7 separate regions of the Homo sapiens genome follow, and all the other regions are linked to region 7. A link is a contact called in ENCODE Hi-C or POLR2A ChIA-PET data. All regions are on one chromosome and are shown on one strand. Each heading gives the region's core, a stretch centred on a gene start or an enhancer-like site at or near the end of the contact. The rest is flanking DNA. Distances are from core to core; before and after follow the strand shown. Region 1 holds the start of ACO1 (aconitase 1). Region 2 holds the start of KLHL9 (kelch like family member 9). Region 3 holds the start of RIGI (RNA sensor RIG-I). Region 4 holds the start of MLLT3 (MLLT3 super elongation complex subunit). Region 5 holds the start of DENND4C (DENN domain containing 4C). Region 6 holds the start of MTAP (methylthioadenosine phosphorylase). Region 7 holds the start of CAAP1 (caspase activity and apoptosis inhibitor 1).

What was found. Hi-C counts contacts between places; a loop is a spot of excess contacts on that map. ChIA-PET counts read pairs that join two places held with the same protein, here RNA polymerase II (POLR2A). Pooled maps may share reads with other maps.
Region 1: a pooled map shows a loop between it and region 7 (9-fold over the local background). The contact joins the promoter of ACO1 here to the promoter of CAAP1 in region 7. A Hi-C loop is called at or near these places in 6 of 50 pooled maps.
Region 2: a pooled map shows a loop between it and region 7 (13-fold over the local background). The contact joins the promoter of KLHL9 here to the promoter of CAAP1 in region 7. A Hi-C loop is called at or near these places in 7 of 50 pooled maps.
Region 3: a pooled map shows a loop between it and region 7 (7-fold over the local background). The contact joins the promoter of RIGI here to the promoter of CAAP1 in region 7. A Hi-C loop is called at or near these places in 6 of 50 pooled maps.
Region 4: a pooled map shows a loop between it and region 7 (4-fold over the local background). The contact joins the promoter of MLLT3 here to the promoter of CAAP1 in region 7. A Hi-C loop is called at or near these places in 2 of 50 pooled maps.
Region 5: a loop to region 7 is called in a pooled map, with 12 times the contacts of the local background. The contact joins the promoter of DENND4C here to the promoter of CAAP1 in region 7. A Hi-C loop is called at or near these places in 5 of 50 pooled maps. POLR2A ChIA-PET finds 5 or more read pairs at or near these places in 2 of 52 experiments (CD4-positive, alpha-beta T cell and naive thymus-derived CD4-positive, alpha-beta T cell).
Region 6: a pooled map shows a loop between it and region 7 (14-fold over the local background). The contact joins the promoter of MTAP here to the promoter of CAAP1 in region 7. A Hi-C loop is called at or near these places in 8 of 50 pooled maps.

What each region holds. Positions count from the first base shown.
Region 1 is chr9:32,383,172-32,386,661 of GRCh38, reverse strand. ACO1 (aconitase 1) reads right to left here and starts at 2,019. Exons shown (of 21, transcript NM_002197.3): 1 at 1,927-2,019. RefSeq lists a silencer at 1,839-2,218.
Region 2 is chr9:21,333,866-21,337,086 of GRCh38, reverse strand. KLHL9 (kelch like family member 9) reads left to right here and starts at 1,683. Exons shown (of 1, transcript NM_018847.4): 1 at 1,683-3,221. The coding sequence starts at 2,228. It overlaps LOC107987053 (a long non-coding RNA gene), which reads right to left. Exons shown (of 3, transcript XR_001746634.2): 3 at 1-466. RefSeq lists a silencer at 1,494-1,663 and enhancers at 1,704-2,013, 2,204-2,253.
Region 3 is chr9:32,524,821-32,528,062 of GRCh38, reverse strand. RIGI (RNA sensor RIG-I) reads left to right here and starts at 1,867. Exons shown (of 18, transcript NM_014314.4): 1 at 1,867-2,002. The coding sequence starts at 1,897. RefSeq lists an enhancer at 1,717-1,966.
Region 4 is chr9:20,620,640-20,624,015 of GRCh38, reverse strand. MLLT3 (MLLT3 super elongation complex subunit) reads left to right here and starts at 1,517. Exons shown (of 11, transcript NM_004529.4): 1 at 1,517-1,771; 2 at 3,182-3,362. The coding sequence starts at 1,760. RefSeq lists silencers at 919-1,058, 1,079-1,538, 1,959-2,108, 2,179-2,228 and an enhancer at 3,159-3,288.
Region 5 is chr9:19,229,172-19,232,845 of GRCh38, reverse strand. DENND4C (DENN domain containing 4C) reads right to left here and starts at 2,153. Exons shown (of 33, transcript NM_001330640.2): 1 at 2,013-2,153. RefSeq lists silencers at 1,606-1,745, 1,966-2,335, 2,416-2,715 and enhancers at 1,349-1,854, 1,855-2,361, 2,746-2,995.
Region 6 is chr9:21,800,855-21,804,112 of GRCh38, reverse strand. It overlaps MTAP (methylthioadenosine phosphorylase), which reads right to left and starts at 1,477. Exons shown (of 8, transcript NM_002451.4): 1 at 1,332-1,477. The coding sequence starts at 1,364. RefSeq lists enhancers at 635-844, 1,339-1,967, 1,968-2,598 and a silencer at 1,135-1,294.
Region 7 is chr9:26,891,360-26,894,835 of GRCh38, reverse strand. CAAP1 (caspase activity and apoptosis inhibitor 1) reads left to right here and starts at 2,034. Exons shown (of 6, transcript NM_024828.4): 1 at 2,034-2,423. The coding sequence starts at 2,121. RefSeq lists enhancers at 1,805-1,874, 1,476-2,055, 2,005-2,224, 2,305-2,484, 2,056-2,635.

The DNA.
Region 1 (3,490 bases), core at 770-3,269, 5.5 Mb before region 7:
AACACACACAACACGCTCATGTGCATGCAACATTTCTCAAGTATCGGCTGTAGCATTTAAACTGATCCATCAGAGCACAAGAGGCTCTATGGATGAAGGAACAAAAGGGAGGATGGAGTTAGAAAATTTCTTCCTCCCAAATATATACACATAACATCTGTCTTGAACTTGTTCTGACAAGGCACGAAGCTAAGGAAAGAGTCCCGTGAAGGACCTCACCTACCACACTCCAGGATGGTGGAAACTGCTTTTTGACAGGGGCTGAGGAAGCACCACTCAGAGTGACACCCTCTGAAAGTGGAAAGTGAAAGAACGTCAAGACTGGAAATCATTATTCCAATAAACTCAAGGCTAATAACCATGCAACTGCAAACAGAAATGAACACGTGCAAGGGAAGGCAAAAGCATGCCTCCTTGTTCTTTTGGAAATAACTTCCTGACTACTTGGTAACTCTCACAGGAACCCCTACACACTTGGCATGGTCTCCCCACTGGCACTTTTGTGAGCCTACAGGTCCTGTTTGCCACATCACTGTTGTAATCCTGATGCACAGACAGGTCAGCTCTGCAAGCACAGAGACAACCAAAGGCATGTGCGAAGCCTTGCTGACTTTTCAGGAGGCTGGCAAGGTTCATCACAGCCTCACGTGGGGACCTAGTACATGGTTTCCAAAGTGAGATCAAACTTGGTTCCAGATACCAGAGGTTAATACTGTCCATGGCATGAGGTGGTGTGTGTTCCCAATCAGAGGAAGGATCACAAACAAGAAGCAGGCCCAATGAATGAAGCCTCTGAAGCATTTCCTACACCAGCATCCTCAAAGTGTGGTGCAGAGAACTCCTAGGGATCTCCAAAGTCAAAACCATTTTCCTAGTAATAAAATGTTACTTGCTTTTTTTCATTCACACATTTTCAGGAGTATACAGTGGAGGTCTCAAGAGGCTACATGATATGTGATATTGCAACAGACTGCAGAAGCAGCTATCAGAATCCAGCTGTCTTCAATTACGCTTGACATCAAAGAGATTTGCAAAAATGTAAAACAATGCCACTCTTCTCAATCATTTTCTGTTTTGGGAAATATAGTTCTTTTTCATAAAAATAGGCAATGTTAAGATATAATTAGTTCACTATTCTTTTTAAATGAATTATTATAGTACAAATTTCTCAGTCTTACTTACATATTATAAATATGGATAGATATAACACACATAAAAGCTCCTTAAGATACTAATTTTTAAGAGTGTAAAGGAGTACTGAGTACCAGAAAAGTTTGGGGACTTCTGTCCTAGAGGTTGTCCCCCAGGGAAGAGAGTTACATGTGTTGCAAGAAGGAAGATGCCATTATGATGTGCTAGCTGAATCTAGAAAAAAATGACTTGGTCATAACTGCAGCCCAAGCTCCTTTCTAGATCTCTGAATCTATCATGGTGGGCTCTGTGTTCAAGCCTCCCACGAAGGGTCTCTTCCCCCTCATCCCATTTTCCCTTTACCCCTTGGAGTGGATTCCCGGATCTGCCCGCACAACTTTAGCAAGGGTTTCCCTATCCAGCCAGCCGGGCCTGGGCGAGGACTCCCAGTGCGGGCCTCACACCCTCGGGGTTAGGACTCCCAGGACTGGCCGCACACCCTAGGCAAGGACTTTCAGGACAGCACGCACAGCCAAGGCTAAGAAGGGTCTAGGAAAGCCACTTCCAATCCCTGGTTTCTCTCCCCGGCATGACATAGACTGGGGACAGGGTGGAGACGTCAGTCGCCAGAAACACGTCCCCGATTCTCCTCTCAGCCTCCCCAAGCTCGCCTCCGTGTCCCCCGTGCCGCCACTGCCTCGGGCACCTCGGTAAAGGCCCGCACCGACTCTCGAGGGATACAGGGTGGACGGCGCTCCCGCCTGGGGACGTGGGTCGGGCCGCGTCGGTACTCACCTCCGACTGCACGGCGGGGCTCCCGCGACCGGCGAACCTGACCCAAGCAGCGGGACGCGTTCCCGTGCGCTGCGCGGTTCCAGCTGCCGCCTCCACGCTCCGCCCCCTCTCGCCCCCGGGGCCGCCGCGCGATGGGCGGAGCAGGGGCGGGAAGGGCGGAGCAGGGGCGGGACGGACGGGCAGCTAGCCGAAGAAGGGGCGGAGCCTGCGGGCGCCCCCGCGGGCCTGGAGGACTTCGCCCCGGGCTGGAGGCTAGGGTTGCGAAGGGCTCCTCCGCTGGAAGTGGGAGGGCTGATCCCTCGGCCCGGGTCCGCTTCTGCCAGCATGGGACCTGGGACGAGGGTGTCTGTTGCTCACTTTGGAGCTTAGCATGTGACTCCCCAGCCGGCGTTAGGAAGTGACCAAAGGGTGGGGAAGAAATGGAATTATTTTTAAAAAATGATTTGGCCATAACTGGAGAGGCTTCATGTACGTGTGGTCACTTGGCCCGCCTCCCTTCTCACTTTGTCCGTCCCCACCCTACCCACCCTCTCCACCCTCGCCTTAATTCTTTGCGCAAAGCCTGCCAAGTGGACATCGGAGTCACGCTGTCAGAATAGGACTTCAGCATTTCCGTGGCAAAAGTTCTATATGTAGATTTCCTTGGACATGTAACAACACTTTCTAATGCACGATGTTCACCGGTCTGAAGTCGGAGAAATGGCTGGGAGATGGCAGCAAGTGGGCTTTCACAAGATCTGCTTTTCATGTTGGTAGGAGTTGTGCCCTCTTGGGTGAATGGCGTTCAAAGAAGTGATTAGATCTTTCTAGATGAAAGGTGGTGAGGTTTTCCTGCCCAAATTATTTGGAAAGTTACTGTAGTTTTCTGAATAAGCAGCTTATAGGATGAGTAAACAATAGCCAGTACTAATAGCCCCCCTGCTACTTTATACTGCCCTCCTATTCTGCACAAAGCCCTGTGATCGACTCTTTCCACGTTATTCAGTTCAGCTCTTCCAACCACCTTACAAGTAAAGAATATTACCCGTCTTTGCAGGTGTGCAATGCGCAACAGCTGAGACTCAGTCCTTAGGTTGGTTTGACACCAAAGCCTACACCTTCCCTGTCATACTGCACTATAGGGTACAACTATCGTCTAGTTATATTTAACTTTGAAATATAAATACTTATATTTATTTTGAAAGGGGAAGTAACTGTATTTCCAATATGAGAGGAGACTGTTTTCCCACCCACTTCCTAAATCCTTTCCATTCACATTAGTAATTAAATTTTCTTTGAATGTCCACCATATGGCAGAGGTGCACCACAATCCCTGAAAAATCATGCTCCAGTCCCCTTGGGAGGTAGGGAGAGTAGGGGCAAGGTGAGAGTGAGTAGAAGGCTGGGGAAGTCCGATGAGGACACATCCAGCTAAATTGCGATTCTTAATGAGGCAGCCATTCGGAAAGCAAAGTATCTAATGTTCAATGATAACATCCGTGTAACTGAGAATCCTTCGCAGAAAACAATCAAATCAGAGCTATGAAGGGAATTGAGATTTATTAGTAAGCACGCTGGTCAAAAC
Region 2 (3,221 bases), core at 434-2,933, 5.6 Mb after region 7:
AATCATTTCATTATGCAGGCAGAAAAGATAGTCTTTTAAAATAACTAAACATATGGGAATATAATGAAGAGTGTCTATAGTAATCATTTCATGAAGACACAAGTCTGTTCCTAAGCTATTAATCTTACTTGCAAGTTTGATGAAAAAAAGAAGGATCTCATGATTTCTTGCTCCAACTTCCCATGTACAGAGGCTCTCTTCTTTCTTTTCCAGATAGAGACTGATTCCTTGGAAGTAGCTCTTCACAGCATTAGGGAGTTGTCATGGCCTGAGAGAGCCCTTCCACCCCTAACTCATTCAACAAGCAGGGCTCCAGGACTTCCCAATGCTGATAAAAATTCAGTGAATAATTTCTCCAGGCCAGTTTCATTCCAACCAACCTCTTGTGTTGAATAAGGTGACAATCTGCTGGAGCACCTTGTGGAGGACAGTGGTAGTCTAAGCCTTCTGAATTTTGCTGCCATCCCTTGGAAACAATAGAAAACATTCAAAACAGATGAACTGCCCATCAACAGGGCACTGGTTAAATAACTTATGATGTAACAACTCAGAAGGCAACAACAGAATTGTTTAAAAATATAAATAAGCCCTCTACACTAATTCAGGAAGATCTTGAAGTGAAAAAAAAAGATGCAGAACAGTGTACATGGTATGCTATCTTTTACATAAAAACGAGGCGAGTGTAAGAAAAACATGACTACATTCTTACTTTGCATATGCATAAAGAACTAGAAGGATTTAAAAGACAGAAACTTCAAAATTTGGAAAATGGAAGAAATTGTGTCAAAGTATACATTTATTTGTATGTCAAAATTTAAATTTACCACTAATTAAAGAAATGCAAGTTAATAAAATACTCACAAAGGGAAAAGTCAGAAGAAGGGAAAGACACAAACATTGTTGGTGATAATATTTTGGAAATATTGTCTTGGATCAGTATTTTACTAAATATTATCCATAACAGGGCTAAAATTTTGCTACCAGATTGTATAAGTTTACTACCGAGTCTATAAAACAATGGAGGATAAGAAGGTACACATTCAGGAACAAACCAATGGGCAAAGGAAACTATAGTATGTATAGTTATTGGAAAATTATGTAGCCATTTTTAAAATTGTGGAAAACAAAGGCATTTCAAGCCAAAAATTTAGAATATATCATTTACATAATAAAGTAACAATCTAGTAAAGACAAATATTTTGCGTTTGAAATTGTAACAAATTTGAAAATATGAACCAAAATTGTAACTGAAGTATCTACTACATAATGTGGGATAACAATTATTGTTTTGTAGAGGAAAAAAAAAATTAAGCATCCAGGTTTCCTCTCAATTTATACAAATGCCGCATTTCACTGTTATTCAAAAAAACAGAAGCTAGGAAGCGTAAAGCTTTGAAAAATTATGCATTTGGGGAACGTAAGAGCTCAGATATGCGAAAAACTTATATCAAACGTGCAGCATAACACACTTGCTTGCACACATTCTGTCCTATTTGGTCCCACATACAAGGCAGCTCTAAGAGGCCGGGCTGGCGCCCACCCCACACAGCTCCGCTTCCCCAACCCTCGCCCTCCCGCCTCCCGGGTACTTCCTCCCCCTTCCCCACCCCCACCCTCCCGCTGACTGACGAGGTCTGGAGGCCGCGCAGCCGCAGTAGCCGCTAAGGCCGCTCCCACCCCGTGGTATCCTGGGACTAGGCTTTTCCGGAAGGAGCGGCTCGGTGTTGGGGCTAGGCCGGTATTCTAGGCCCAAGCCCAGGCCCAGGCCTGTGTTCCCGGCCCTTGCTCAAAGACAGGCCGGTGGCCGCTGCGACACTCTAGGTACAGCGGAGGGCGCAGCGGGCCGTTCGCTGAGGTGTCCGGACCCGCCGCCGAGCGGGCCGTGGAGCCACAGTACGTGGCGGCGCCTCTTCCTTGCCCGAAGCGGAACTGCTGAAGGAGCGGCAGCGCAGGCCGGACGAGGTGAACCAGGTCATTTAACCGCCTTCAGGTGATGAATCATCTGTCTAATAATCAGATTTGAGGTCCACAGCCCTTTGTGGTCCTGCTACAGGGTGATTTTCAGTGGATGACTGACTGGCGTGGCCCGAGGGGTGCCGCAGTGACTGCCTTCCCTTGATAAGGAAACGAGCTTTCTGTTCTTTCTGGACACCTCGTTACCTGTAAAACATTCCGGTTATAACTTCTTTATCCGGCTTGCATCTCTGTGCAAGAGGAAAGCTTTCACATGAAAGTGTCCCTTGGTAACGGCGAAATGGGCGTCTCTGCCCATTTGCAGCCTTGTAAGGCAGGAACCACACGCTTTTTTACCAGCAATACTCACAGTTCGGTGGTATTGCAAGGCTTTGATCAGCTTAGAATAGAAGGATTGCTTTGTGATGTGACCCTGGTACCAGGTGATGGAGATGAAATCTTCCCTGTTCACAGAGCTATGATGGCGTCTGCTAGTGATTATTTCAAAGCCATGTTCACAGGTGGAATGAAAGAACAAGATTTGATGTGCATTAAGCTTCATGGGGTGAACAAGGTTGGTCTGAAGAAAATCATTGATTTTATTTATACTGCAAAACTTTCTCTTAATATGGACAATCTTCAGGACACACTTGAAGCTGCTAGCTTTTTACAAATATTACCCGTTTTGGATTTCTGTAAAGTATTTCTTATATCAGGAGTCTCTTTGGATAACTGTGTTGAGGTTGGACGAATTGCTAACACCTACAATCTTATAGAAGTGGATAAATATGTTAATAATTTCATCCTGAAGAACTTTCCTGCTTTATTGAGTACTGGGGAGTTTCTAAAACTCCCTTTTGAACGACTTGCATTTGTGCTTTCCAGTAATAGTCTTAAGCACTGTACCGAACTTGAACTCTTTAAGGCAGCCTGTCGCTGGCTAAGGTTGGAAGACCCTCGGATGGATTATGCTGCAAAGTTAATGAAGAATATTCGATTTCCACTGATGACACCACAGGATCTCATCAATTACGTGCAGACAGTAGATTTCATGAGAACAGACAATACCTGCGTGAATTTGCTTTTGGAAGCTAGCAATTACCAAATGATGCCATATATGCAGCCAGTGATGCAGTCAGATAGAACTGCCATTCGATCTGACTCCACTCACTTGGTTACATTAGGAGGAGTTTTGAGGCAGCAGCTGGTTGTCAGTAAAGAATTACGGATGTATGATGAAAGGGCACAAGAATGGAGATCTTTAGCCC
Region 3 (3,242 bases), core at 618-3,117, 5.6 Mb before region 7:
TCTTAAAAACAATTCCATTGACAGTAGCATCAAATAACATAAAATAGTTCAGAATAGCCAGGTGTGATGGCCCGTGCCTGTAGTCCCAGCTACTCTGGATGGCTGAGGTAGGAGGATTGCTTGAGTCCAGGTGGATCCCTTGAGCCCAAGAGTTCAAGGCTGTAGCACACTATAATTGTGCCTGTGAATAGCCACTGCACTCCAGCTTGGGCAACATAGTGAGACTCCGTCTGTAAAATAAAATGAAACAAAACTAAAATACTGCTGAGAGAAATTATAGACCTAAGTAAATGAAAAGGCATACCATGCTTATGGATTAGAAGACTCAATATTGTTAAGATGTCACTTCTCCCCAAGTTTATCTGTAGGTTCAATGCAATCTTGATCAAAATCCCCATAAACTTTTTTTGGGGGAAGGAAGGGGTAATTGACAAGTTGATTCTTATTTCATATGGAAATGCACAGGGATTCAAGGTTGCAGTGACCCCTGTTTGCACCACTGCACTCCAGCCTGGGAGACAGAGTGAGACCTTGTCTCAAAAAAGAAATTAAAAAAAAAAAAAAAAAAGGAATGCAAAGAATCTCAAATAGCTAATATCTTCACAGTGAAAAACAAATTTGGAGAACTTAGTAGTACTTGATTTTGAGACTTAGTTGAAATCTAAAGTAACCTAGAGACAATGGTATTGTCAAAGTAGTAGGAAGTAGAATATAACAAGAGTCAGAAATAGACACATATACATTCAATGGACTTGGTTTTTTTACAAAGGTCCCAAGGCTATCCAATGCCAAAAGGAAAAGTTTTCAACAAACGGTGCTGAAACAATTAGAAATATGGAAAAAGTGAACCTGGACCCCCCATCTCACGCCACAACAAAATTATTTTGAGATAGTAATAGACCCAGAAGTAAAGGCTAAAAATATAAATCTAAAAGGAAACAATATTTTCATGACCTTGGGGTAGGCAAAGATTTATTAAAGAGGACACAAAAAACAACAAACAGAAGAAAAACCTGAAAATTGCATCAATATAAGTGTCTGCTCCTCAAAAGACACCTTTAAGAAAATGAAATGGTAAGCCACAGACTGGAAGAAGATATTTCGAATACATATATTTAACAATTTTGTATCCTGAATAAATAACTCCTGTAAATCCATAAACCAAAAAACTCCAAAGTCAGGCAAAAGATTGGAGCAGATGCTTCACAAAAGATATATGAATGACCCAGTAAGCACATGCAAATGTGCCCACCATTAATTATATGGGAAATTAAAATTAAAACCACAATAATATACCATTTCACACCGACCAAGATGGAAGTTAAAATTAAAAAAAAAAAAGAAAGGCTGACCAATGTGTCTATCTACTGGAGCTCTCCTACTGCGGGTGGGAATGTAAACTGGATGTAATCAGTCATTTTGGACAACAGGTGGCGGTTTCCTATAAAGCTAAACATAGACTTACCCTGGCACCCAGCCGACGTGGGAGAACTGGGTACACAGGTGTACACTTTACAAAACTCATCGAATTGCACACTCAGATTGTGTGCATTTTACTGTGTCTAAACGTTAGCGCTATAAAAGCAAAACAAAATATAAGATCATAAAAATAAAAGCAATTCCTAGGGGTCCTCTCCGTTCCCGGGCTTCCTCGGTGCGGAGGGAAACGAAACTAGCCCGAGGCAAAACAGCCTCCGCGAACCCCGCCCGCCGCTAGTTGCACTTTCGATTTTCCCTTTAGTTATTAAAGTTCCTATGCAGCTCCGCCTCGCGTCCGGCCTCATTTCCTCGGAAAATCCCTGCTTTCCCCGCTCGCCACGCCCTCCTCCTACCCGGCTTTAAAGCTAGTGAGGCACAGCCTGCGGGGAACGTAGCTAGCTGCAAGCAGAGGCCGGCATGACCACCGAGCAGCGACGCAGCCTGCAAGCCTTCCAGGATTATATCCGGAAGACCCTGGACCCTACCTACATCCTGAGCTACATGGCCCCCTGGTTTAGGGAGGGTGAGTGTCTCCAGCGGCGCCTTCTCGGCGGAAAACAATTGAGGACTTGTTTTTCTCTTGCTTCGTTCCCTTCTTTTAATCAATGCAGAGAGCCTGCCAGACTCCCCAGGTTTGTGGTAAGATCTCCGCAGCATTTTAGGCTAGAGGTTGCCAGAGTTTGAGGAGCCCTCGGAGGCCTAGGTGGGGAAACTGAGTTCCAGCGAGGTGAAGTGACTTGCTTAAGGGTGCTCATCTATTTAGGTTCAAAGCTGGGGAAGAAATTTTGTTTCATTTATTTTCACTAATATTAAAGTCTACTGTGTGCTTGGCTGGGTACTGACAGAGATTGAGAAATAAGATAAGGGCTCTTCCTTAGTATACATTACAGTCCAAGGGATGGGACACAAAGGGCAGATAATTACAGTACTGAGCACAAAGTGCGGTCTGAGCTTAAAGGAAGTTGATGCTTACTCTGCCGAATCTTATTTGCACGCCTAAAGAAGTGGAAGCTGGAGAGGAGCCGGACTTTTCCAGACCGAATAGCTTTAGGCTTTAATACAGGTGTTTCCATCTAACTTCGGAGACAGGTGATCCTGGGTAATGACCATTTTGTAAATTTGTATCGAATTACTTTGTGCTGGAGATGAGCAGAGGCTTCTGGGAAAGAGGTGAAAGGAGGTGGTACTTAAAAGATATCGATGAGGCCGGGCGTGGTCCCTCACGCTGTAATCCCAGCTGTAGAGCACCCGATGCTGTTGCTGTTCGGGGTGCCACTATGTAACCCGCACGGACCTAGGGGACTGAACAAAGAGGGGCGAACGCGGGAATAAAAGACAAGAGACAAAAGAGTATATCTGGAAGAAGGGGTCAGGGGGCACCTTGCCTCTAGTGGACAAGGGCCCTGAGCTTTACACAGCCCTTCTTATTAGGCAAAAGAGATAGCGAGAAGGGGAGGTGCTTGTTGGCTGGCTGCTTGATTCACAGCAGGCTTGCAAGACTGCATTCTTTGAACAATAGGTGCTAGATTTCTCAATAAATAATTTCAAGGAGCCTGGCGCCAGGGAGTGAGGCGCTCAGCAAACCATTTGGTGGCAAGGCAGTGTGAGTTTGCCCAGGTGCTGCATTCATGATAAACAGTTTGCTGTTTGATCATATAGCCTCCAGCGGAATGCTGAGTTGGTCACATCCCAAGGGCCTTCGGCTCCCTGCAGCCAGCACTTTGGGAGGCCTAGGCGGGTGGATCACAAGGTCAGGAGTTCGA
Region 4 (3,376 bases), core at 268-2,767, 6.3 Mb after region 7:
GAAAAGGGAAGTAAAGGGAAAAGAGGAAAGCAAGGAAGTTCAGTCAGAAAGAGGAAGAGGGACAAAGAGGAAAGAAAGGGACAAAGAGGAAAGAAAGGGACAAAGAGGAAAGAAAGAGGGACAAAGAGGAAAGGCAAGGAGAAGAGAAGGAAAAATCAAGGTTCAGCAAGAAGTTGGAAGGCGAGGGAAAAAGGGGAGTAAAGAGAAGGCAAAAGAGGTCTAAGGGCTAGGAAGATGCAAGGATCTTTTTTTAACGAACCAAAGTCACATCCATCTTTCACTTTCAAATCAATCGTCTAGATCTTATCCGTTTCCTTTTTAAAGGTTATCTGCGTCTGTAAAGGAAGCCAGTAGTTGATACTCCTCTCCGCGCCCCACGCGTGGCCGCGCTGTTCTATCTCCGGCCACTGAGATCAAATACAACGCGAGTGAGAACATTTGCAGAGGCGCGACTCTGGGAACACTCCTGCGACTGGCTGTCACCCGGGAGTCTAACCGGATTAATACTCAGAGATGGATTACGCTGGTTGTCACCAATACGCCTAAAGATTATAATCCAATTTACGCACATTACAGTCAGTATTAACTTTATCTGCTATTTTAAGACTCCCGGTTGCCCCGCGCGTCCTCAGAGGACAATCCTCCACGTTCTGATGCAACTCAGTAGGCTGTCAGGAGGGGAAGCCCCCCGAAGAAAACAACTCCAAGCCTGGTCCCCGAGGGTCTGTACCCGGCACTCCCAGGTGTCTTGCTTTCACCTGGGCACCGCTTTATGAAGCTTCCCAGCCGGGGATTACCAAAGCGGAAGGCGTTCCCTTGCAAGGAAATAGCATCCTTGTTTCTCCCTTGTTCATTTCATTTTCAAATTTTCGGTGGCGGTGGCAGAAGGGCGGGGAGTGAGGGTGGCGGGCGGGTGCCTGTGAGTGGATGGGGCAGGGGGCCAGGGGATCGTTGCGGGTTAGAACAGCCTCAGTCATTGCTATTTTCATGCTCGTTTTTTGCAGGATGGCATTTCTCTCGCTCTCTTTAAGTAAGTTTGTTTGGGTGTGAGTTCTTGTCTTTTCAGCACAAAACCACAGAAATACGTGGTGGAAAGTAAAAGAAAGCCCACTCCCTCCTCCCCGTGCGTACTAGCTAAGGACTTGATTTAACACCCCCTCTCCGGCTGCTGAGGGCTCTAAGCAGTGGCTACATTCCAGCAGTTTTAATCCGTTTTTTATTGTAGGGCGAGCAGAGTTTACACAGGGGCTGGGATGGCTCCCCAGCTGGCCGCTCTCCCCACTCCTGCGTCCCCTCCCTGCCACCCCCCCAGCAGGAACCTGTTACTTTAAGCGAGGCTTTCCAGTGTGGCGCTGCGGGCCGCCGGGGTTTCGGGAGGTGGCAGGTGATTGGCTCTTTCGAGCTCCCCCTGGCTCGCTCGCTCTGCCTCCCCGCGCGCTCCGCCCCGCCCGCAAGCCCTCCCTCCGCCCTGTGAGGCTCGGAGCCCGGGTGTCAGGCGCCACGGCGCATGCTCCGCAATCATCTTCTTTACCCTGGAGCTGCTGCTGCTGCTGCTGCTTTTGCTTTTGGGGCTGAGTTTAATAAGCGAGCGAGCGAGCAAGCGAGCGCGGGGGGAAAAAGGCAGAGAATGTCCGCCATCTACCCTCCGCTCCTGGGCGCGCTCTCATTCATAGCAGCCTCTTCATGAATTACAGCTGAGGGGGGGCGGAGGAGGGGGGGGTACCACACAACACCCCAGCAAACCTCCGGGCCCCCAGGCATGGCTAGCTCGGTAAGTACGCGCAAAAATAATAATAAAAGCCCTCCCCCACTTTCCTTCCTCGCCCTGCGCCGCCGCAGCCCAGACAGCGCCAGCGCTCCGCGGTTCCAATTAGAGAAAGGTTGGTACGGCTTGCAGGGAGCTGCCGCCTCTCCCTCAGCCTCCGCTCCCCTCCTCCCCCACCCCCCCCCGGCGCGCACACAGACACACAGACACACACACACTCACACACGCTCACACTCGCCCCTCCACCCCCCGCGCCTCCCTCCCTCCTCGCCTCTTTGCAGTCACAAGAAGCGCACTCACACACTCCCTCTCGCTCACACGCGCGCACTCACACACACACACACACACGGTGGAAGGAGGCGAATAATAACTCAGCCATATTTCAGCCGCCGCCGCCGGGAGCTGCGGGCACAGTCCGGGGACGCGGCGAGCAGCCTCGGCGGCCGCACCTCCGCAAAGCGCCGCGGCCGCTACGATGGTGCGTTCTCCGCGGCGCGCGTGTGTGAGCCGAAGTGTGCGGGGCTGACAGCGGCGGGGCCGCACGCAACTTTGCCCCAGCGCCGGGAGGTGCTGAGCGCGAGCCGAGGCTCGGCGGCTGTCCGCCCGCCGCCCTGCCTTTCTGAATTTCATTTTTTGGGGGGAGGTGGGAGATACTTTGGAGCCACTTGGGCTCTTGAAAGTGTGTTGCGGGGGCTCGGTTCGACTGGCCTCGCCGATCGCGTGGGGCTTTTCGCTGGGGGGTGCGGGGTGCTCTAAGTTATGGATGCCTCGGCGTGTTTTCCTGCGGGCGTGTGTGTGTGTTTCAGTGTGTATGACGACGTCTCATTTTTGTTGTGCACGAACCCCGTGGCAAGAGCACGGGAGTTTGTGCCCATCAGCAGAGGCTGCCTGTAGTTTCCATTTCGCCTGGCACAGCGCTCCACACGCACGCACACACACGTACACAAAGACTTCCTCGGCGTGTGCCTGTCGCCGCGGTACTTTCGGGGAGGGGGCTCGCCAGGAGCCCTTCGGTCCCCCTGGGTCCCAGCCACCTCCCCTCCCACGCCGGGAAACCGCCCCGGCATCGCCTTCTGATTTGTTTCCGATGCATTTGTTGTCGTGCTTGTCGTGGCTGAGTGTGTTCTCCCTCTTTTCCCCGACCCCCTTCCCGACTGGGGATAACATTCCGTTACAATCCTGTCCGATGTAGATGCGGGGCCCGGGGCGCCTGGGGCCAAGCCGGGCCGGGCGGGCGGGTATATTTGGGGGTGTGGAGTGTGCGCGCCCACGCGCGTGAAACGTGGATGCAGAGGGCACCGCCGTTTCCTTTTATGTGCGTTTCAAGAAGGAGGAAAAAAATGTCAGGCGCAACGTTCACTGCCGAAACCTCGCCTTCCTGTTATTCACGGCTGTCTCTCCTCCCCCTGCCCGCAGTGTGCCGTGCAGGTGAAGCTGGAGCTGGGGCACCGCGCCCAGGTGAGGAAAAAACCCACCGTGGAGGGCTTCACCCACGACTGGATGGTGTTCGTACGCGGTCCGGAGCACAGTAACATACAGCACTTTGTGGAGAAAGTCGTCTTCCACTTGCACGAAAGCTTTCCTAGGCCAAAAAGAGGTAGGGCTCGAATA
Region 5 (3,674 bases), core at 904-3,403, 7.7 Mb after region 7:
TAAAATCCCTTGTGTATAGCTACAAATCCACTTTTATTGCAGATACTTAATATGTTTCTTTATAGAAAGTAGCTCAACCAAATAATCTCCCAAATTTGGCACCAGGAATTGTTACAGCCTACACACCACTACAGTTCCTTGTAATTTAAAACATTTGCGTTTTAAGAATAGTCTCCACACTCCAACTATGCTGCCAATTTCTTCAGCTAAAAGCTTAAGTTTATACTACAAAATACTGTATTTACTCTCGACAATAGAATGCACTCATTTACAAAGCATACAGGACTAAATTACTCCAATATGCAACTTCAAAATTTCTCCAATATACAACGACAACATTTCTAACATCATAGCTTTTCTATTACCCAAATCAGTAAGTCTAAATAGTAGTACTGTACACTGCACGAGGTACTATTGGCCAAAGTCAAGTCGCATATGATCAGTTCACTACAACAGGTTATACAAAAGATCAGACCCCTAATCTCAATAAACTATTTTGCAAAATGGTCAACGGAGATACCAATGCGGAGGAAAGTGTGGATTGAGTGGCAGAAAACCCTTTGCCACTACTGAAAAAAAAAACAAGTCAAAGCAAGCCTATATGACAGGCAGATCATGTTCATGAATACAAATCTAACTTCATTGCCGACTTCCCAGTCTCACAGCAAGACGGCAGTTTACCAACTCTTTAACAGTAATACAAAGAACAGGACAGAAAATATAGTTTCTTTTTTGCATGCTATAGTGATCAAGAATAAAGGATACCTTTAATGTTCAAAGATGAAAACTTCCTTTTGCAACTAATATTGCTCTTATCGCGTGTACACAGAAAAATCATACAACGCTCTGCATTTCTGATAGAGTAATACACACTATCACATCAAATCAAGTATTTATCCAGAACTTAGCGCCTTAGCACTAACGTTCTCCCCTCTCATTATACACAGACCGGAAGGGAAAACCTATTCCTACGTAAATTAGGGCCTAGGAAGAACGCCTCAACACGGGTTTGCACACAATTAAGCAGGCTCAGTGGGTCAATTTCTCAGGCTACAACGCTTGACAGTATCTCGGAGGCACAAAGAGACAGCTGAGGGTTCACTACTGGAAATGACACTTTCCCTCAAATTTGCACAAGTACCCGCGGTAACTACCCTAAATTTTCCCGTGTGACAAACATACATAAGGGGAGAAGGAGGCGGTACTATTTAAAAACTGGGTAATTCCTTATTAGTGCAGATAAAAGACGGTCTTCGAGAGGGAAAAGGTCTATCAAGCAGAAAAGGGGAGGAAAAAAAAAAAGACGTGACAGCATTCTTAAAACAGAAAAAGTTACAGCTCTTTACAGGAGTCAGCCTTAGGACTTCATTCCTTGGTTTTGTGTTTAGTCACTCCAGAGTTAAAAGGATACTGCCCTCCTAGAAAGTCATCCCCGACAAAGAAGCCCTGAGGATCGGCCACCGTAAGACAGAGAAGGAAATGTCTTCAATTCACCAGAGACACCTGCCCAGGTCCCCCTCCTCCCCGTTGTCCCCGACACTTCTCAGTCCCCCGACTCCTCTCGAGACTGCCCGCCACCCCTGGCTCTAGCTCTCCGCTCTCTCAGCCTCGACCCCCTCTGGGAAGCCCCGATCCTGCTCCCTCCGCACCCCGGCCCCCACCAAAGCGGCCGTCGCCCCGGCGGTCCCCCGGGCCCAGACCCCTCGCGCTTGTACGCAAACGATTCTCATGGGCCCGGCGGGCGACGCGGGGAGGCTCTTCAGGGGCAGCCTTTCCCCGACTGCATCCCGCAGGATCCGGGGACTCCCCGCCCCCGGAAACCGCGGAGAAACTAGGCCACGAACGCCAGCCGCGGCCACTCTCCGCCTCCTCGGCGACCCCCCGCGGGCCAGCCACTCGGAACTCAGCCCTCCGGGCTCTACCTGTCCCGCGCCCTCCCAGCCTTGCAGCGCAGGCCCCGCGAGGGCACGGCGCAGGCTTCCTCCGCCAAAGGCCCCGCGCCGCAGCCTCACCTGCTGCCTGCTCCTCTGTCAGCGCAGCCCCGACACGGCTTCTTCCTGGGGCAAGAAAGCACCGGATTCGCGGACTGGGCGCGCTCGGCAGGGCAGGGCGGGGGACTAGCTCCAGCGGCCGCCGCCGCCTCAGTCCGGTCTGCGCCTGCGCCGCCTCGCGGGCAGGGTCTCCGAGGGGCGCCGCCTACAGCCAGGGGCGATGGCCGGAGCGCTGGCCCGCGCGGGTGCCTCCGCGCTGTGAGCCGTCGGACAGTGCGGGCGGCGCGTCGCCTAGGAGCTGCCCGCGGCGCAGCCGTCCCAAGACCTGACCGCCATGTTTCTGTTCCCTTTTTCTCCCCCGCCTTCCGCCCCTTTCCACAAAACAGCACTTTCTTTTCCCCCTCCCTCTCCCTTTCCTCCTGCGGGGGCGGGTGGAAAAGGGCGGGGGGTGGGAGGGAGAAGACGCAGGGAGGAGGGGGGCGGTGCGGTGCTCAGGCCCCTCCCCCGGGGAGGGCCGAGGCCCTGCAGCCACCGCTCCCCTCCCCCGCCCGACCCCTGTGCGACCCCCGCGGGGCGCGGGGTCTGAGCCTTGCGGGCCTCCGATCCCCTCCTCAGCGTTCGCGCGGCCGAGCCTGCAGAAACAGAGCTGGGGAGAAAGCGCTCTGGAGGCCGCTGTGCACCCCTTCCTGCAGGGCTCAGACTGGCGGTGTGATGTGGGTTTATTGCCTTGGCCTGAGGCAGGTGGCGGCTGCTTCTCTCGGAGTTTTCAAAGACAGGGAAAGTGATGCCGAGTGGCTGAAGGTCACTGAGGACAGTGCCGGGAGATACGTGAAGATTCCTTCCCAGGGAAGGAATCTGGAATTCCCACGCATGAGTAGAGGGCTCTAGAGAGACCCGCGCGCTGGCCCTTCCCGAAACCCCTTGGCTCCAGTGCACCATGTGAGTCCCTGGCCGCGCTCGGTGTCTCTCCTTCGGCCCAGATTTGGGGATGGGAATTCCTAATGGAGAAATCGCTCATTTGCATAGTCAGTACCCTCACGCCTCCTAAGTGTAGCCTCATTATCGACACAGACGCCTGCAGAGTCGTTTCTCTATAATGCAAATTTTGCAGGATATTTTTGAACAACGTTTTTGAGTTATCATAGTAAATGAAAAAGCAATTACTAGTTATTTAGGAAGAAGGAAATGGTTTGAAGTAGAGATAACTTTTTTACCTCTGGGGGGAAAAAAAGGCGAATGACTTCAGATTCCATGGCAGGTCAAAATCAGAACTGGTAAGATTTCTGCATATCTGGTGAGTATCCACATAAATAATCATTTTCCTGAAAATTACACTCTCCTTATTTAATCTGTATTTTTGCATAAAAATGTGAGATTATACCTGGGTCATAAATGCACTGCTGTCCATTTATTTCTGAAGTTTATTGCATAGCCATGGATAATTTGAGTTTTATATTCAATAGCAGAAACTATTTTTCTAACCACGTAAGCAGTCAGAATTGATTTCAGAAGAAATGCGCAGCAATAAAAGTTAAGGCTTATTTAATAACAGTTTGGGGCCAATTTGGTCCCCCTGGAAACTATCTTTGACATTGACAATCCGAAGAGCAAAAGTTTAAGAAAGGATCTAATACTTCAAAATTTAGCTTGTGGGCCGGACGCGGTGGTTCACGTCTGTAATCC
Region 6 (3,258 bases), core at 228-2,727, 5.1 Mb after region 7:
CAGTTTATAGATGAGCACCTAAGAGAAGTCACATACTTCACACGAGTTTCATGAAAACCATTTCTGCCTTGTTTCCGCCAAACAATGAAGGCAGGGGAGAGGCCTTCTATAAATATTTGCTGGATGCAAGATTCTTTTCAAAATGACAAAATAAGTTTCATATATAAGTCTGGATGCAACACCCTTCACCATTCCTCTCATTCTAAGTGGCTCATTTAAACCTGCAAGGGCGTAATAAACTAATCTGGCTGATTACACACTGACCGCAGAAATTCGCCTTCTCCCGGGAAAACTGCAGTCGAGTGTAGGGAATCGAGATGCTTTGGAGAAGATCGCAGACCTTCCTATCCCATAGGCCAAAAATTTCTAAAAATCAAACAAGAACGCATTCTTAGCCAGTAATAAACTGCCTAGAAGAGGTCTTAAGTTTTATCATCAATTTTTCTTTACGTGCTGTAATTCTCTCTCGGAATACTAACCAGGAGAGAAGTGTTTAAAACCCCAGGGAAGCCAGCTGCTACTCTCAGAACTCGTGCCCTCCTCAGCACAAAGCTTCCCACCGCACAATGACCCCTTGTATCAAGGCCTCTCAGGGCCTAGGGCACAAGGAAATTGAACTCTAACTTGCAAGGCTGCAAAACAAAGCAGTTTCAAGCCAGAGGCCTCCAAACAGTGCAGCCCTAAAAACGGACGCCTGTACTCCTTTTCGAAGAAAGTCTCAGAATTCTTACAGTATTACGCTGCTGGGGAAAACTTCAGCGCGGAGAAGGCCTACGTTTGGAGGAAAAAGAAGCCGGAAGCATACAAAAGAGCAAGTAAGCAGTTCTCCCACGTGGGCCGCAGGCAACAAGCAGAGTCAGAGAGCGGAAGCTGGAGTCCCGCAAGGCACCAGGAGACGGTCACAGAAGCTGCAGGCGCCCGGACACCTCCTGACTCCAGCCGGGTGTCTTTCTTGGAAGAAGAGTGGTTCTCAGGAATGGTGGTGGCATGGGTGCAGCCTCTCCCATCCACGACCTCTCTCTCTAAAGGGGTGCCTACGCCCTACAGGGTGCGGGTGCAGATAAGCCAAAAGGTGGTGTGTGTGTGTGTGTGTGTGTGTGTGTGTGTGTGTGTGTGTGTGTGTGTGTTGGCGGTGCGGCAGGGGGATCATTTGCAAGCGTACCCTCTCCTCGCGCGGCAAGTGAGTCCCGAGTGCCGCGCCCCAGTCCCTCCCCGCGGCGGCAAGGGACGCACGGGCCGGGCGCATGGCCCCCGGAGGCGCGGTCCCCCGGCGCGGGGGCGAGAAGGCATCCGGCAGGGCGAACCGCTGCGGCTGGGAGGGCTCATCTCACCTTCACGGCGGTGGTGGTGGTGCCAGAGGCCATGTCTGCACGGGAAAGGAATCTGCAGTGGGCGAGCGCTCGGGACTAAGGGAACCAAGCGAGCCACAGAGCGGTGGCTGTGCCAACCTCACTGCGCGGGAGTGAGCAGTGCGGAGACCAGGGGCGGGCCTTGACTCCTCCTCTTCCTCCCCGGGACAGCTGGATTGGCTGCTTGTGTGGGATCTCCCCCGCCACCCCTTCCCCAAATCGAAGTTCCCGCGTTCCGCCCCTTTTGCAGACCTTTCCGGTTCTCCAGGTTTTTGTCGTTTTTTTTTTTTTTTTATCCCCAGTTATAACTAACGGATAATGATAATAATGGAGACCATTTATAGAGCGCTGTATTGTTCCAGACTGTGTGTTTTGCACTTTAATTGGCTTACTTAACTTTCGCTAAAACCTTATAAGGAAGAGCAGCACTCCCTGCTTGGCCCAATATTAGTGGCGTCGGAGGCCTCAGCTGCAAAATCTGGCCCGGCGGCATTCCAGAAGTTCTCGCGGGAGGGAGAATCCTCACCAAGGCGGGTACTGGCCGGCCACGGAGATTCTCTTAGGCAGCTAACGCGGGGCGGCCGCCGCGGCGGGGGCAAGATTTGTCCTTCCTGCGGCTGCGAACCCACCGCGGGTTTGCGTATTTCCCTTGATTCCTGGAGGACAGAGCTGGGATGGACTTGACCCAAGACTCAGGGATGACGAAAGGGAAATAAACAGAGTAACGTAGTACTGGATAATCTTTCTGATTTACGAACTATGATTTACTCATCTTCAATTTGAGGGGCCGCTTTTAGGGGGTTGAGACCTTGCACAACTCCCAGTCTGGCTCTACCTGGCTGGGGGCATCTTTAACCCGTTCTACGCCGGAGCGGCATCGAATACACCTGGATTCAGAATCCAAACTCAGGTCTCCGTCATTCAACACTAGCAGGACGCACACACACACACACCACGAGCCCTTTACAGGGATAATCCCTCATGCTTACAGCCCCCGTCCCTTCCCTACTGGGGTAATCCAATTTAACCTTCCTTGATGGATTAAGCGTTCTGAAACAAAATAATGGGTGGCAAGGATCTTAAGGGTGGACTCTGAGATGTAGAAATGCTGCAAATTAGCCTGGACGTGGGAGGAGGGCCGAGAAAGGGGATGCTTTCCTCTTTCCTTACAGCAGCAAAACACGGAAACAAAACACAAGTACAATTTAATTCAAAATACCACTGTGTGATGTTAGCCTGGATGCTGCTCATAGAACCTATTTACTTAAACAGTATAGACTTTCGTCCTCACATTACTATAAGCTTTAGGTCTAAATTTTCTCACAATGTAAAGTTTTCTTTCTTCTGTTACAATCATCTATTTCTTTTAAGTTATAAAATGCAATGGCAAAAGAAGAATGAAAGTAGAATCCGGGTGCTCCTTTGAGGAATAGGAGACAGGGAATCCTTCGCGGATGAAGACAATGTAGCTTTCTAGGGGCCTTTCTGCCGATTGCTCTATTGAGGAGCAGGAAGCCCACCACTCAGAAGTGAACCATTGAGGGCACAGGGATGCCCTAGGCTTTATGGCCGCTACCTAAGTAGGGGATCCTAGCCAACTTAAGTGACTTGATATGGTTAACAAGTCCAGTTTCTACTCAGCACTGCCTCTCTGCTAAAAGTTAGACGTTGTAACCAAGTTAGATCCTGTAAGCATAAAATACCCCTAGGCATAGGAGTTGGAAACTTGGCGAGGACCAGGCTGGACTTCTGGACTTTTCTACTATAACTTGCAGGTTAGGGCTCAAGCATTTGCTCTTGAAGATGTGATGTCTGTGAAGAGGAAATTCTTCTAAAGTTTGAATTTCATGTAAACTTACATGTGACAAAATATTATTCTACTTTTGATATTTTCTCAACCACTTAAGAT
Region 7 (3,476 bases), core at 785-3,284:
ACAAGTGGAATTGTTTTAAGGAGCGGAGAATTTAATAGGCAAGAAAGAAGAGGCTCCCTCATACAGAACCAGAGGGAAGAGGGCTCCCAGATGAAAGAGGGAACCTTGGGTGCAGCAGACAAGAGCCAGTTATATTATGAGGCTGGAGGAGGTGGTGACTAATTTGCATATGACCCAGGGAATTGGTTTGACCAGGTATGTCATTCACGTAGCCTGCAAAAAAAGTGGCCCTCCCACCCTAGCCTTTTAATATGCGAATGTAGGGTGCCACAATGTTCTACACATGTGGGGATATGTGGGGATGGCCATGTTGCTAGGCACATGTGGGGACAAGAAGAAGAGGGGAATCGCCATACTGAGTAAACCCAGTTTCTAACGGCCTGCATTTGCATATCATAGCTTGCCAGCCCAGCTTTTTTGCTAGACAAGAAACATTTCTGGAGCTGCTTTAAAAGAAAAAAAACTTCCCAAAGACCCCTTTACCTCTCTATCTGCCTAAAATAATTTCTTAACTTCTGTAACACCATTGGAGTACAGAATCTGGTAAATATCTCAAAATGGAAAACTTGAGATTTCTTAACCGAGTCAAAGATATCTATAAAGCAATAAGCAGCTATAAGGAAGTGGGCTATAGGAAAAGTTGGTTAACGTTTAGCTATGCTTCTACTAAAAGCTTATCTTTTGTCACAAATCCAGCAATTTGGCAGGGCACGATGGCTCACGCCTGTAATCCCAGCACTTTGGGAGGCTGAGGCGGGTGGATCACCTGAGGTCGGGAGTTCGAGACCAGCCTGACCAACATGGAGAAACCCCTTGTCTACTAAAAATACAAAATTAGCCCTGCATGGTGGCGCATGCCTGTAGTCCCAGCTACTCAGGAGGCTGAGGCAGGAGAAATGCTTGAACCCGGGAGGCGGAGGTTGCAGTGAGCCGAGATTGTGCCATTGCACTCCAGCCTGGGCAACGAGAGTGAAACTCCGTCTCAAAAAAAAAAAAAAGAAAAAAGAAAAAATCTAGCAATTTAGTTTTATTAAAATTATGATGGTTTCAGGGACACAATTCATAACAGGTTTATAAATGTAACATGTTATTAATTTTATGTGTTTTTCCTATCTGTGAACACAACACTCTCAATCCTTTCAGGTATGACTCCAATGAGTGTGATACTTAACGGAACTCCTGGGAACACAGTGGGCTCAGCCCCAGGATTTACCTTACAAGGCCAATTTAAGAGTGGGGCCTGGGGGAAGACAGTTTTCCTAGGGCTGGAAGTGTCCCTATTTATTAACCCTAGGCTGGTTTTAGGCATTTAAGTAGTTGTTGAATGACTGAGACAAATAGGAGACAAAGAGAAGGGAAGCTTCTTTAATTGCTTCTTACCCCAGGGAAAGGCACAGAATTACTACCACCCAGCTAGCTTTGCCCCAGGCTCTACCTTTTTCCCTCAGTGGCTAAAGGCCCCTGCTGAAACGACAAAGACCTTGGTTCACGTTTTAAGTGTTCTAGCTCCCTTGTCTTAAAATCTGCCTTCTATTTAGATTACATCCACCCATAAAATCTCATAAAGCTTTGACCCATTCTCAATTTTCAAAAACGAACTCAAGCTCTACTTGTCCATGTCAGACTCTACGCAAGAAATACCTAATTTGCCCAGGTGATGAGGAAAATGAGATGGAACAACTTTTCCCTATTCTCTTTATTGTCATAGCGTTGTTAATATCTTAAGATTTGGAGGTAAACGGAAATGGAGAATCAGCAACTATACTTCAACCTTATTGTAAACAGACAAAACACTAACAATAAAAAGTTTTGAAGTTAAAAGGACGTAAGTTCCACCTTCTATCCTTTGTAGAGATATAAAAACAAAACAAAACAAACTCTGACTAGACAGGCTACCCGCTACACACTCAAATCGACCTCCGCGACCGGAGGGGGAAGCGCAACTGGTTATGGCAACCCCCCTGCCACCCCGGCCCATAACGCTTCACCACGTTCTGTGCCACGGCCGGAAGTGACGCATAACCTGCGACGCCAGTGCCTGCCGCCCACGGCCGCAGGAGTCGGGCTTCGGTCGCACCAGAGACAGCGGACTTTCCTCCGATGGTTGCAGCAGAGGGATCATGACGGGGAAAAAGTCCTCCCGGGAGAAACGGCGCAAACGTAGCAGTCAGGAGGCGGCCGCAGCGCTCGCGGCCCCGGACATCGTACCCGCGTTGGCCAGCGGCAGCAGTGGAAGCACTAGCGGCTGCGGGAGCGCCGGGGGCTGCGGGAGCGTCAGCTGCTGTGGGAACGCCAATTTTAGTGGAAGTGTCACCGGCGGTGGGAGCGGCGGCAGCTGTTGGGGCGGGAGCAGCGTGGAGCGCAGCGAGCGCCGGAAGCGGAGGAGTACCGACTCTTCCAGCGTCTCGGGCTCCTTGCAGCAGGTGCGTGCGCGCCCCTCTGGCCGCTTCCTGGAGCTGCTGCTTTTTCGGAAGAAGTCGGGCTTCCAGAGGGATGGGGCGCAGGCTGGAGCTCACTGCTAGCGCGGCAATCTCAAGGTCGTCCGTCCTTGAGGTTCATGTTCCTACCTAAGTCCTGGTGAGCCCCACACTCCCATCCGTGTCTTGAATCTTGAACTTCAAGTTTCTGGATTTCCTGATCACTTTTTTTTTAATTTATTTTTTAAACTCTTGGCTCCTTCCACTCCTATGGTTTCACTCTGCCGGAAGAATACGAGTTGGAAGCTAGCCTTCATTTCCCTTGCGAGCCAAACACTTCTCCCTTCGTCTTCACCTTTTCGTAGATATGGTTAACTCCGCATTAGAGATAAGAAAATTGAGGCCCAAAGAAGTTAAACTTTACCCACGGTCACAGAGTTTGTTAATAGCTCCTAGGTTTGAATCCAAATATCTGACTACAAAAGCCATGTTCTTTATACGCCACCAGTCTGCCAAGAGAACGCCGTTTTAAAAAAGTTCATAATTTGTTTGAAAACAAATGAATGAATAGGTACTTTAAATTCATTCAATGAGGAAATAAAGGGAAAGCGTCAAGTCCCTTTTCTTGCCCCTCCATTAGTATTTTGATACGCGGCCTCTTTTAATCACTCCTCGTGAGATACGTGTTTTTAAGTTCCTACACTTAAGCTGTATTGTGTTATTCCCGCTGTTGAATACCTGCATTGTTGTGATAGGCTTCTTTATATACGTGGTTTGTTATTTTTACTGACTGCCTGGTATTGTATTATATTTTTCTGATATTTGGGTGTGCAGGTTTTTTTGTATTGTTGTGACTACAATACAAACACCTTTATGTATATATCTCCTACAAGAGTTATGTTGGGAGAGAGTGTGAGAACTGAAATTCCTGGGTCAAAGTTTATGCTATTAAAAACTTATGAATGCCACCAAATGCTTTCCAAATGAGACTTTACAGATTTATAGTCCAAACAGTATATATATAAGAATACCTATTTCTGAGATTCTTAACTAGCTTTT